Linked DNA regions of Homo sapiens: region 2 is linked to region 1. A link is a loop called in an ENCODE intact Hi-C map of the cell type or tissue named here. Cell type or tissue: chondrocyte. All regions are shown on one strand. Each heading gives the region's core, and the rest is flanking DNA. Links, peaks and the distances in the headings are about the cores only.

What was found. A loop is a pair of places that touch in the nucleus more often than their neighbours do. Peaks named below come from ENCODE experiments on the same cell type or tissue, not always from the same donor. Only the 100,000 strongest peaks of a DNase experiment are listed, where the experiment ranks them.
Region 2: a loop joins it to region 1, with 7 times the contacts of the local background. A loop is called at or near these places in 19 of 110 quality-filtered maps.

Annotation. Positions count from the first base shown.
Region 1 is chr12:15,587,529-15,592,917 of GRCh38, forward strand. It overlaps PTPRO (protein tyrosine phosphatase receptor type O), which reads left to right. Exons shown (of 27, transcript NM_030667.3): 25 at 1,927-2,062. Among named protein-coding and RNA genes, the nearest start is that of EPS8, 200 kb to the right of the region's middle. RefSeq lists enhancers at 2,692-2,741, 3,022-3,081. In chondrocyte, for the core only: a CTCF peak has its summit at 3,003 (motif pointing right); no DNase peak of the experiment used is centred there.
Region 2 is chr12:15,896,546-15,901,934 of GRCh38, forward strand. STRAP (serine/threonine kinase receptor associated protein) reads left to right here. Exons shown (of 10, transcript NM_007178.4): 7 at 1,337-1,473; 8 at 3,359-3,508; 9 at 4,402-4,467. Among named protein-coding and RNA genes, the nearest start is that of DERA, 12 kb to the right of the region's middle. In chondrocyte, for the core only: CTCF peaks have their summits at 2,925 (motif pointing left) and 3,127; no DNase peak of the experiment used is centred there.

The DNA of each region.
Region 1 (5,389 bases), core at 330-5,329:
AATATTCAGCTTAGGAAGATAAACATATTTGCTATGATTCCTCTTCGGGATTGTCTCTTAAATTGTCAGACAGTAGAATGAAAAAGGATATAGGATATAAAAAAATCAAGGTCCACACTAATTCCCAACAGGAAAAGTTATCATTAAATTTAATTTGTTCTTCCTACTGTATGAACAGAGCTCCATCAAAATCTATCTCTGTGATACAATATTGCTGTAAAATCCTTATGCAACCTCAAAAGAACAGGGGACATAAACGTGCTCCAATGGCAAGTGAGAGGTGGCAGTGGGATGAAGATGTGAAGGGAAGCATTGGCAGCCATGCCAACCTAAGCAAATAAATCTACAATCCCAGACCTACTGCCTTGGCCCTTGTGAATTAGAATGACTAGAATGAGGAAGTATATGTGTGCATTCATGTGTGTTTGTGTGGAGTGTGTGTCTCCCTGGAAAGGAAAATGCTTCATAAGCTACTAAGTTTCTGTTTAGGGCAGATATTGTTGCTGTCAATCCACTGTAGGCATTCACAGGTTAAAAGATGTGCTTTAGCAGGTAAGATTATCTGTTCTCAAAATGGTTCTTTTCAAGAACAGAAAATGAAGCTCTTCAACTCTGGGGTCAAACTCACAGATTCCTTTCATGGAAGATAGTAAGTGCAGTTCTGGATATGACTTTACAGGTGCTCACCCAATGGCAGATCATTTTATCTGAGAAATCCTGGGAGGGAAGAGTTGTCTAGTAGAAAAAGCAACCCTTAAACTCAAGGTTTATAGAGTGGGATTTTTCTAGCAAACTTTCCATATAAATTTGCTTGAACTTTCTCTTTTCCCATCATTTCACAGTGATTCAAAGCTAAGAGCCATTTGACTCTTTATTGAGGATTAGAGGGAAAAAAGGGCTGACTTCAACACATAGAACTAGGGACTGTGATGGGCAGTTGGTCAGCGCATGTCAGTCCACTTCCATCTGTGCCCCGAGCATTGGGATTGGGGGACTGGCTGAGACTGGGTCCAAATTTTTCATTTGATTTTAAGGCAACTATCTCAAAGGTCCCTGTGAGATGGAAGCAGGCCCAGGACCCACTAAAATGGCAGGCATGCTGTAAGGCAGGTCTGGGGTGGTGAACTGAACTTAGGGTTGAAGATACACAAATCTCTGTGGTCCCAGACCTAGAGTTAGGGTATGGACATCTCAACTGGAGTTTTGAGCTGATCTGAGGGCTTAACTCTGATGCTGTTCAAAAGACAGGGTATTGTTTATGTGTATCAGCTCTCTGAATTCAGAAATCAGTTCCCGAGAGTACTCAACATGGAATCCCTACTTTTCTGCAGAAGCAGAGACCCCGATAAAGGGTGTGGCCAATGCAGTGCAAATGTCTCTCAGGAACGTAGCCATGATAGTCAGAAATGTGACATTAGAAGGAACACCAACCACAACTCCATACTTAAAAATCAGTTAAGTGGAAAATATTGTCAGGAGCTTAGTCTGCGTTTTTCCACAAGGGTACTATTTGTAGTTTTTTAGAAATCATCAGTTTTATTTCAACAGTAAAGTAGCACCATCTGGGCTGGCCGAGGTGGCTCACGCCTCTAATCCCAGCACTTCAGGAGGCCGAGGTGGGAAGATCACCTGAGGTCAGAAGTTCAAGACCAGCCTGGCCAACATGGCAAAACTCCATCTCTACTAAAAATACAAAAATTAGCCAGGAATGGTGGCACATACCTGTAATCCCAGCTACTCAGGAGGGTGAGGCAGGAGAATCACTTGAAGCCGAGAGGCAGAGGTTGCAGTGAGCCGAGATCATGCCATTGCACTCCAGCCTGGGCAACAGAGCAAGACTCCATCTCAAAGAAAAAAAAAAAAAGAGGGGGGAGAAAAAAAAGAAGCACCATCTGAATAATATGCCATCGGAACATTCTTTTGCAGTGCTGGCGTGGGACGGACAGGAACATTCATTGCCCTGGACAGGCTCTTGCAGCACATTCGGGATCATGAGTTTGTTGACATCTTAGGGCTGGTGTCAGAAATGAGGTCATACCGGATGTCTATGGTACAGACAGAGGTAGGAACATAATCTATATGTATTTTTAAATTTTCCCTGGACTGAAAAACTTACCATTATTCAATGATATGCTTCAAAACAATTCTCTCAAACTTCTTTGTATCTTTCTTTCCCATTTTCTTATTGTATATGTTCAAACTGCTTTGAGGCATAAAAGAAATAGACACTAGCCTCCAGAAATCCATTCGACATATAGTGATTATACTTTTATTGGCATCATAATTCAGAGTGCATGGGTAGATTCGTAAGAGTAAAACCTCTTTGAACAGACTCAGAGTCAATTGCAGATAACAGCCATCCTGGGTAAATGCCACCAAATAGAGACTGTTGAACTGGTGAAATTTGATTTATATTTGAAATGTTGGATTTGATTCAATACATTTGTCATTAGTTTATCCTCCGTGTGACTCTATCCCAATTCACTTTTGATGATGATTAGAAGTTGGATTTGAGCTTTCTGTCCCTTTTATGATTTTAAAGATTCCCAGTCCCCAACCTACCAGCATTGCCAGTTCCCTTCATCTCAATGATGAAGATTTATTATTTTAACAACATGGAAGCATCCCCTGAAATATCCAACAGTGTTACGTGCTCCGTCTTCCTCCTCTTCTCCCGAGTCCTCCCTCCCTGAAAGCCTGAGGATGCACTTAGTCTGGAGCGACAACCCAAGGCAACGCCGGCAGACAGCACCGCCTGCCTCAGAGCAGCCGTGGGTGTGTACCCTTGTGGGCGCAAAAACCCAAGTACAACAGCTTGTTCATAAGCCTCATCACCCAGCCATACTCGCGACTTCTTAGCTTCGGTCTTACAATAATCCTTTTTCTCAAAGAGTATGTGTGGGTGGAGCGCTTGGGTAGAACACAACCTGGCCCGACCTGTAATCAGGGTATTTTTAAAATGCTTTGGTCTTCCTCATGCTTTTCCTACCCAGCACCACTAGATGTCAGTATCACTTCAAAAGCCTAGAGTAATGGCGGCCGTCTCAGCTGTTTCTGCTTTCCCACTCCTTTTACTTTTCTTTCCTCCTACCTCCCCATTCTTGTCTGACCAATTTTTGGCAAGGCTGTTTCAATACATTCATTTCTGAACTACAGCAGGATCATACCACTTGGGAAAGAGTTATCCTCGTTAATATTCAGACCTCTCATTGATAATTAGGAAGCAAGTCCAATTGGTTTCCTCACTTGGTTTCAATCATGCTGCCTAGTAATTTAGTGTGGTGGGGACATCAGTATCACTTTTTAATCATAAGTTTAAAATGTCTGGTTTCCCAGAGGAGTCCACTGTCTGGTGAGTAAACAGTGCTTTATTAATCGGTCCATATTTTTGGCTTTTACTTCCATAAATTTGCACCTTGATATGTGATTAAAAATCCACGTTATGTATATGAATCACCAAGCTTCAAAGAGCCACACCTTATTTTAAGTATTTTGCATTTAATGAATTGTCTCCTCAATTTACTTAATTCATACCTTTTACAACTTCATAGATTTTGGGGCCTGGCGTAGTGGCTCACAGCTGTAATCCCAGCACTTTAGGAGGCTGAGGCGTGCGGATCACCTGAGGTCAGAAGTTGGAGACCAGCCTGGCCAACATGGTGAAACCCCGTTTCTACTAAAAATATTAAAAAATTAGCCTGGCCTGGTGATGGGCACCTGTAATCCCAGCTACTCGGGAGGCTGAGGCAAGAGAGTTGCTTGAACCCAGGAGACGGAGGTTGCAATGAGCTGACATGGTGCCACTGCACTCCAGCCTGGGCGACAGAGTGAGACTCCATCTCAAAAAAAACAAAAAAAACTTAGTAGATTTTAATTATGGCCTGTTTGCTTTTGACTTTTCTCCAACTACAGATTCTTAATCTCTTTCACATGACACATCCTCCATCCCATTTTTAGGGTCATTATCTTTCTTTGGGTGGTTATCAAGCAGCCACCATGTCGCTTTCTGCAAAGCCAAGAAAACGTTTTGTTTTCTCCCTAAATGTTTTACCCTAAATTTTGGTTGTTTTATTTGTTTATGCCAGCATTTTATGTTGATATCTCCGCGGACACAGCCTTTTTAAAGTACAGTATCCCCATCCTGGCCAACATAGTGAAACCCCTTCTCTACTAAAAATACAAAAATTAGCTGGGCGTGGTGGCACACGCCTGTAGTCCCAGCTACTCGGGAGGCTGAGGCAGGAGAATCGCTGGAACCTGGGAGGCAGAGCTTGCAGTGAGCCAAGATCGTGCCACTGCACCCCAGTCTGGTGACAGAGCAAGACTCCGTCTCAAAAAAAAAACCCCATAAAATAATTAATTAAAATTAATTATGAAATAATTAAATAAAAAATAAAGTGCAGTATCCCTTCCCTGAACTCTCATGGGGAGTTCAAAGTCAGCAAAGGGGGCAGAGGTTCCCCGGGTTACTTACTTTTTCCAACTTTTCTAGCTTGACCCTTGATTCCCGCAGGACTTCCTGGTGGATGTTTTCCAGTTCCAGTTATTTATCTGTGTCTTTTTTTTTAACTTATGTCTAGAACATCTTCTTCATTTACCTTTATTTTTTCCTTGTTCCTCTGCTTACCATGGTTCATCCCGTATTTTGAATACAGATTGATCTGCCTAAGATTCTCCTTAAGCCCATTCACATTCAAATTCTGCTGCCAGGTCACAAAAGTTAACAAGGAAAGAACAAAGTAAAAAAAGGTTATTCTTTTCACATGTATCATCCTAGAGTACTCCTTTGACGCTAATGATTTTCAAGAGAATGAAATGGTTCTCCACTTGAGCTCTGTTTTTATGTATATAATCAACCCACATAGACCATATTTCCTCCCATCACTGGTATCTAATTTTCCAGCCTTCTCTACATTGCCTTGACCCCACCATTCCACCTCACCCAAAAAATTGCAGAAGTAGCTGATAGGATGAGCCATGTCTCCAGGTGCAACATGCTGCCTGGACTGCACTGTGACCTGCCCTCTTCCTCTTCCTCACCTGACCAGACACACTTCATAGACTTCTTCACGCAAGTAGAGGCGTATTTAGAAAGAATGCCAGACCCTGAGGGGAGCCTGAATCTCCACTTTACTGCTGCACAAGTCATGTCACCTCTCAAGGCTCCCATTTCTCTTCTGTAAAATATGAATGATAACTTTCACTAATTTTTGTAAAGCAGACATGATGGGAAATAATATAACCTAGATAAGTGATTTGAAACTGTGAAGTGCTACTTATGAATGATGTTCTCCTCTCTTCTATTTTTATCGAATATTTTGTTTGGTTTTCCTCTAATATCCTTCCCTGGAGGTCAGTTGGGGCTTTGCTTTGAGCAGCCCATCCTCTT
Region 2 (5,389 bases), core at 221-5,220, 310 kb after region 1:
TTTTTTTTAATTACTAGGACCATAATGAATACCATTTTGATTTGTTTAAAAATATTGTTAGCCATTTAAAACTTCTTTGAAAACATTTTTACTTGATACACTGTATTTGCATCATAGGTTGTACTAAATTATGGGTTAGTTTCCCTGTTTTAGCACCACGGTGAATGTTCTAGCACATCTCTGAGTGTTTCTTTACAGTAGATAGGATCCTGTAAGTAGAATTATCAGTTCAAAGGCTAGAAATGAGTTTAAAGTTCTTAGTTATACATGACACTTAATTGATTTCCATAAGGATTATACCACATTACACTTTGATATTTGACCAGTGTCTTAACCTTGTGTCTAAAGGGCTAACTGGGAGAAAGAAAAGGCGGTAAAATTGGAGGAGAGCAATTAAGCAATGTCAAGGAGTTTATACACATACAGTAAACTGATAGTAGTAGAATACTATGGCCTGGAGCCATCAATTGGTTTATTAATGCTCTTCACTCACTCCTGCAGTTAGGCAAATCCCATGTTGGTGGCAGAAATTTTCTGGACCATTGAATATTCTAGCATTTGAGCCAGCAAGTTGCTATGTAGTGATCCTGCATAAGTCATGACTAACTTTAATTAACATGCTTTAAAGTATATGATGATGGGAAGTATTTAGGAGCTGGGATACTATAATGTTTTGTATTGGAGGCCTTTCATGATTTTTAGGGTTAAACTGAAAAAGCTAATGTCCAAACTGTAATTGAATTTCAGATGAAGCTGTTATTATGCATTGATTTTTATTATATAACTATAGCCCCAAATTTTGTTAGTCTTTTACTGCCTTATAGTAGAAACTGTTTTCAGCAGTTTATATTTTATGACATAGAAAGTTTATCTTGCTGAGGAGCTTAAACCTTCAGCAATTAATAATAATATATAAATAATCCTTTATGTTAATTACCTACTGTGAAAACTTTTTCTGTTTACAAAGATAATATGTGGTTGTAGAAAAATGAAACAATACAGGTGAAGTTTATTTAAGAGCAAAAATCCCAGTGTATTATTCATACTGTTTTAATTAGCCAACACACTCATTTCCGGGAAGACATCCACTGCATAAACTGGATATCCCTCCATCAAGATGTCTTTGTATTGCTGAGATGAGCTCCACTTGGGCATAGTATCCATTTGATTTTTTTTTTTTTTTTTTTGCTAACAGCTTTTTTTACATCAGTGTTTATGTTTGAGTAAATGAGTATTTAATTGTTCCTTGGGTTTCAGAATTTAAGAACAGTTCAAATGTAACTCGTTATTTATACCATATTCAAGATTTGTAAATACTACTTAAATTTTTTTTCAGTTTGGACCCAATTAAATCCTTTGAAGCTCCTGCAACCATCAATTCTGCATCTCTTCATCCTGAGAAAGAATTTCTTGTTGCAGGCGGTGAAGATTTTAAACTTTATAAGTATGATTATAATAGTGGAGAAGAATTAGGTGAGTTGTCCCCTTACAGTGATGTGGTTACCTTTATCATATGTTAAGTCCCAGTAATTAACACCTCATTTATATATATATATATGTTACATATATATGTTGAAAGTAAATTTTTCAGCTAACTTAAGCTTGGTGCTTACAAGTGAAAAAGTAAAGGAGTTTTAACCATTTGGGTCAGATGCTTTTATAGATCTGTAAACAAAGTATGCAGAAATTTATCCTTTTAACTAAAGTTCATCATTATGCTGATGTTATGTATTATGGTACAGTGAGTTTTAGGCTTTATTGGCTGGGAGGGAGGGGGGAATCTTATGTCAAAGTCATATGCTAAACACATGCAAGGAGATCCGTTCTTTCTGAACTATGTTGTGGGTGTATAACCCCATCTACTTGGCCCGTCTTCCTTTTTGCCAACTTAGGAATTCCTAAGACTCCGTAAAGAACAGTGTGTGGGGGAAAAATCAGTATAGCATATTACAGGGATACCTTTAGGAATCTGAATTGGATAGTTATTTTTATCAGCTTTTTATTTATTCTGTTTTGGAGTTTGAGTTTTGCTTTCATTTTCATGATAACAGTCCTTAGTAAGGGAAAGGGAAAGGCATGGGGATTAATTTGAAGTTAATGTATATTTATCTGATGGACCAGGTATTTCACATAGTTACATGTGGTTCTCAGTATCTACTTTTAGCCTTTCCAAATAGTTTTTGCTTTTAGGTCAAAAATATGTTTAGTTTTTATAAATATATATTTTTATCTATAAGCTGTCTCTTCTTGTTCTTGTCTGTTTCTAGCTGCCCTGCTTTACCAAAGAACGAAGCTTGCTAGATTACACCCAAAGAACAAAAGACAATTTTACGTTTTGTTTCTTGGGGAACATTGATGCATCTGGGTTGCACAAATGGAACCTTGGTGATGGACCATGTAGAATCTATTTTAATTGCTTATGGTTCAGTTTTTATTACTTGAATACAAGTGATTTATAAATAAGATATTCTTTTCTGTTACTTTTATTTAATGCTAGTTTTCAAAGTTTTAGAATGTTTTTGGTTTCATATTTTATTCTTTTTCAAGATTGAGAGAACTGAATTATTTGCCCAAGATCTGAAGTCACAGTGAATACCAGATCTGCCTAGCCTTTCTCTTTCCAAAACCTTGTGTTCTTTGTACTCTTACAACTTTTCTATTCTCTGGTGGGACACAGATGGGAGACAGAATAGGAACATTGGTCTAGTAAAGGGCTTTGAGAACTAATAAGGTGATGAGGCATTAGAAAGTAAATGAGAAAGGTTCATACTTAAAGGTACTACTTGAATATAACAGTGCTCCTAATCTATACATTTTCTCATTAGGTTCCATGGATTAAAATATTTATGGATCATTGTTGATCTATATCTCACCTTTCTGTGTGACAGAATAATTAGTGGACTGTAGGAAATTAAGAGGCAAAGTGTGTAAAAGAGCTCCACCTGGTGGCTCTCTATAGTCATAATAAAAATTGATTCCCTGAGAAATAGGCAGTGAGTTTTAGGATATGGAAATTGGAGGTTGAACTGGTAAGACTTTAAATCTACTTTCTATAGAATTAATGGGGTTTTCATTTACCTCTTTTTCTCCATCCTTAATGAGACATGAAGCCTCATTTGCTTTTTTTAGAGGGACAGTTTGAAACTAGAATGTGTGCTAGATTTGGAAAGGAATAATCTTACAGAGAAAGGGTCAATGATATACCACTTTTGTGATGAGAAATTAATTAAGTACAGGTTTTAATGTTTGCCTTAAGAATTTTCCATCTCCCCAGTAACACAGACAGTATTTTTTTTTTTTAGCATATCAATATTTAACCTAATAGTTAAAATTATCTAATAGCCCTCTTCTTTTTCAGAATCCTACAAGGGACACTTTGGTCCTATTCACTGTGTGAGATTTAGTCCTGATGGAGAACTCTATGCCAGTGGTTCAGAAGATGGAACATTGAGACTATGGCAAACTGTGGTAGGAAAAACGTATGGCCTTTGGAAATGTGTGCTTCCTGGTAAGAATTTTTATTCAGAATAATAAAATTTTTAAAATGCATGATTTTATGTCATTTTTAATCATTAATTTTATTTCAGGGTTCCTGTTTTCTATAAATTTTAAATTATATATTATGGTTTAAGCAGCGAGAAGCCCAGGATTATAAATTGGCCAGAGAAAGGGTCATGTTCCTTTGTTTAAATTTTTTTTGGTATGGCTGGGCACGGTGGCTCACGCCTGTAATCCCAGCACTTTGGGAGGCTGAGGCGGGCGGATCACAGGGTCAGGAGTTCGAGACCAGCCTGGCCAACATGGTGAAACCCCATCTCTACTAAAAATACAAAAATTAGCCAGGTGTGGTGGTACATGCCTGTAATCCCAGCTACTCAGGAGGCTGAGGCACGAGAATTGCATGAACCCAGGAGCCATGCATTGAGCTGAGATCACGCCACTGCACTCCAGCCTGGGCAAGAGTGACTCAGTCTCAAAAAAAAAAAAAAGAAAAATTTGTTGTACAATCTAGTCTGTTCCTAAATTTTTATACTAGCACATTTTGTGGCTGGAATAGATCTAATTCAAAATTTGCTGGAAGGCAATATAAAGAATTTACAAGTAAATGTATCTAATCTCTGAATAGTATTACTCACTGATCCACACCAATAAAGATAGACATGTTCTTAATAAAAAATACCTAGTTACTAATCCCTAAGTAGTTGCAGTATGAACCTAAAAGTAATTTTAAAGAAAGACATACTATTTTTAGAATCACAGTTATTTAAAAAGGAGTTGTTTTTATTATATTTTGTAGCCATTTTCCTGGAATAGTCTTATGTTGCTCTTCTTGCTTATTGAACACTGGAAATTACTTTAATAGTGTAAGTCATATAATCGTCATTGCTTTTCTTTTTACAGAAGAAGATAGTGGTGAGCTGGCAAAGCCAAAGATTGGTTTTCCAGAGACAACAGAAGAGGAGCTAGGTAAATGCTATGGAATTGACTTTTGTAAGAGTCTTGGGGGATTTAAAATTGAACTGTAACAGAAGTTTTACTCATTGGCAGAAGAAATTTATTAAATATGAACATATTTAAATAATGGAAACTTTAAATATTTATGCATGTATATATACATATTTATAAGCTAAATATTTAAATACCTACTGCATAGTAGTAATAGGCACAGAGATGTAGTATGGACACAACCGATGTGGTTACTCTTTCAGAGCTAGAGTCTAACTTAGGAGACATGCCAAAACACAAATTATTGTAAGGGGGATTAAAAAAAGCTTCCTAGAGAAGTGACATTTAAACTGGGAACTAAGGATGAGCAGAAATGATTTAGGTGAGGTCATGAGAGGGGGTGTTGGTAGGGACAGGATGGAAAAGTTCATAGCAGGAAAACTATGTTAACTAAAAGTTCAGAACCAAAAAGGAGCATAGCATATGAGGAACTAAAAGAACTTCTCCATGCCTCCAGGTTAAAGAGCAAAGGCAAAGTGAAGCTGGAGAAGCTAGATCATCTGAGGGCCTCATTTGCTGTATTAGGACTTGGAGAGTTTTATACTAAGAGCAATGAGAAACCTTTGAATTTTAAGAAGAGGACTTTAAAAGATTGCCTTGGTAGTTCAAGACCAACCTGGCCAACATGGTGAAACCCTGTCTCTACTAAAAATACAAAAATTAGCCGGTCATGGTGGCAGATACCTGTAATCCCAGCTATTTAGGAGGCTGAAGCAGGAGAGTAGCTTGAACCCAGGAGGTAGAGGTTGCAGCGAGCCGAGATTGCGCCACTGCACTCCAGCTTGGGTGTCAGAGAGAGACTCTGTCTCAAAAAAAAAAAAAAAAAAAAGGTTGCCTTGGCTGTTGCACGTACAAAGAATTGGACTGGGAACAAGAGTGAACA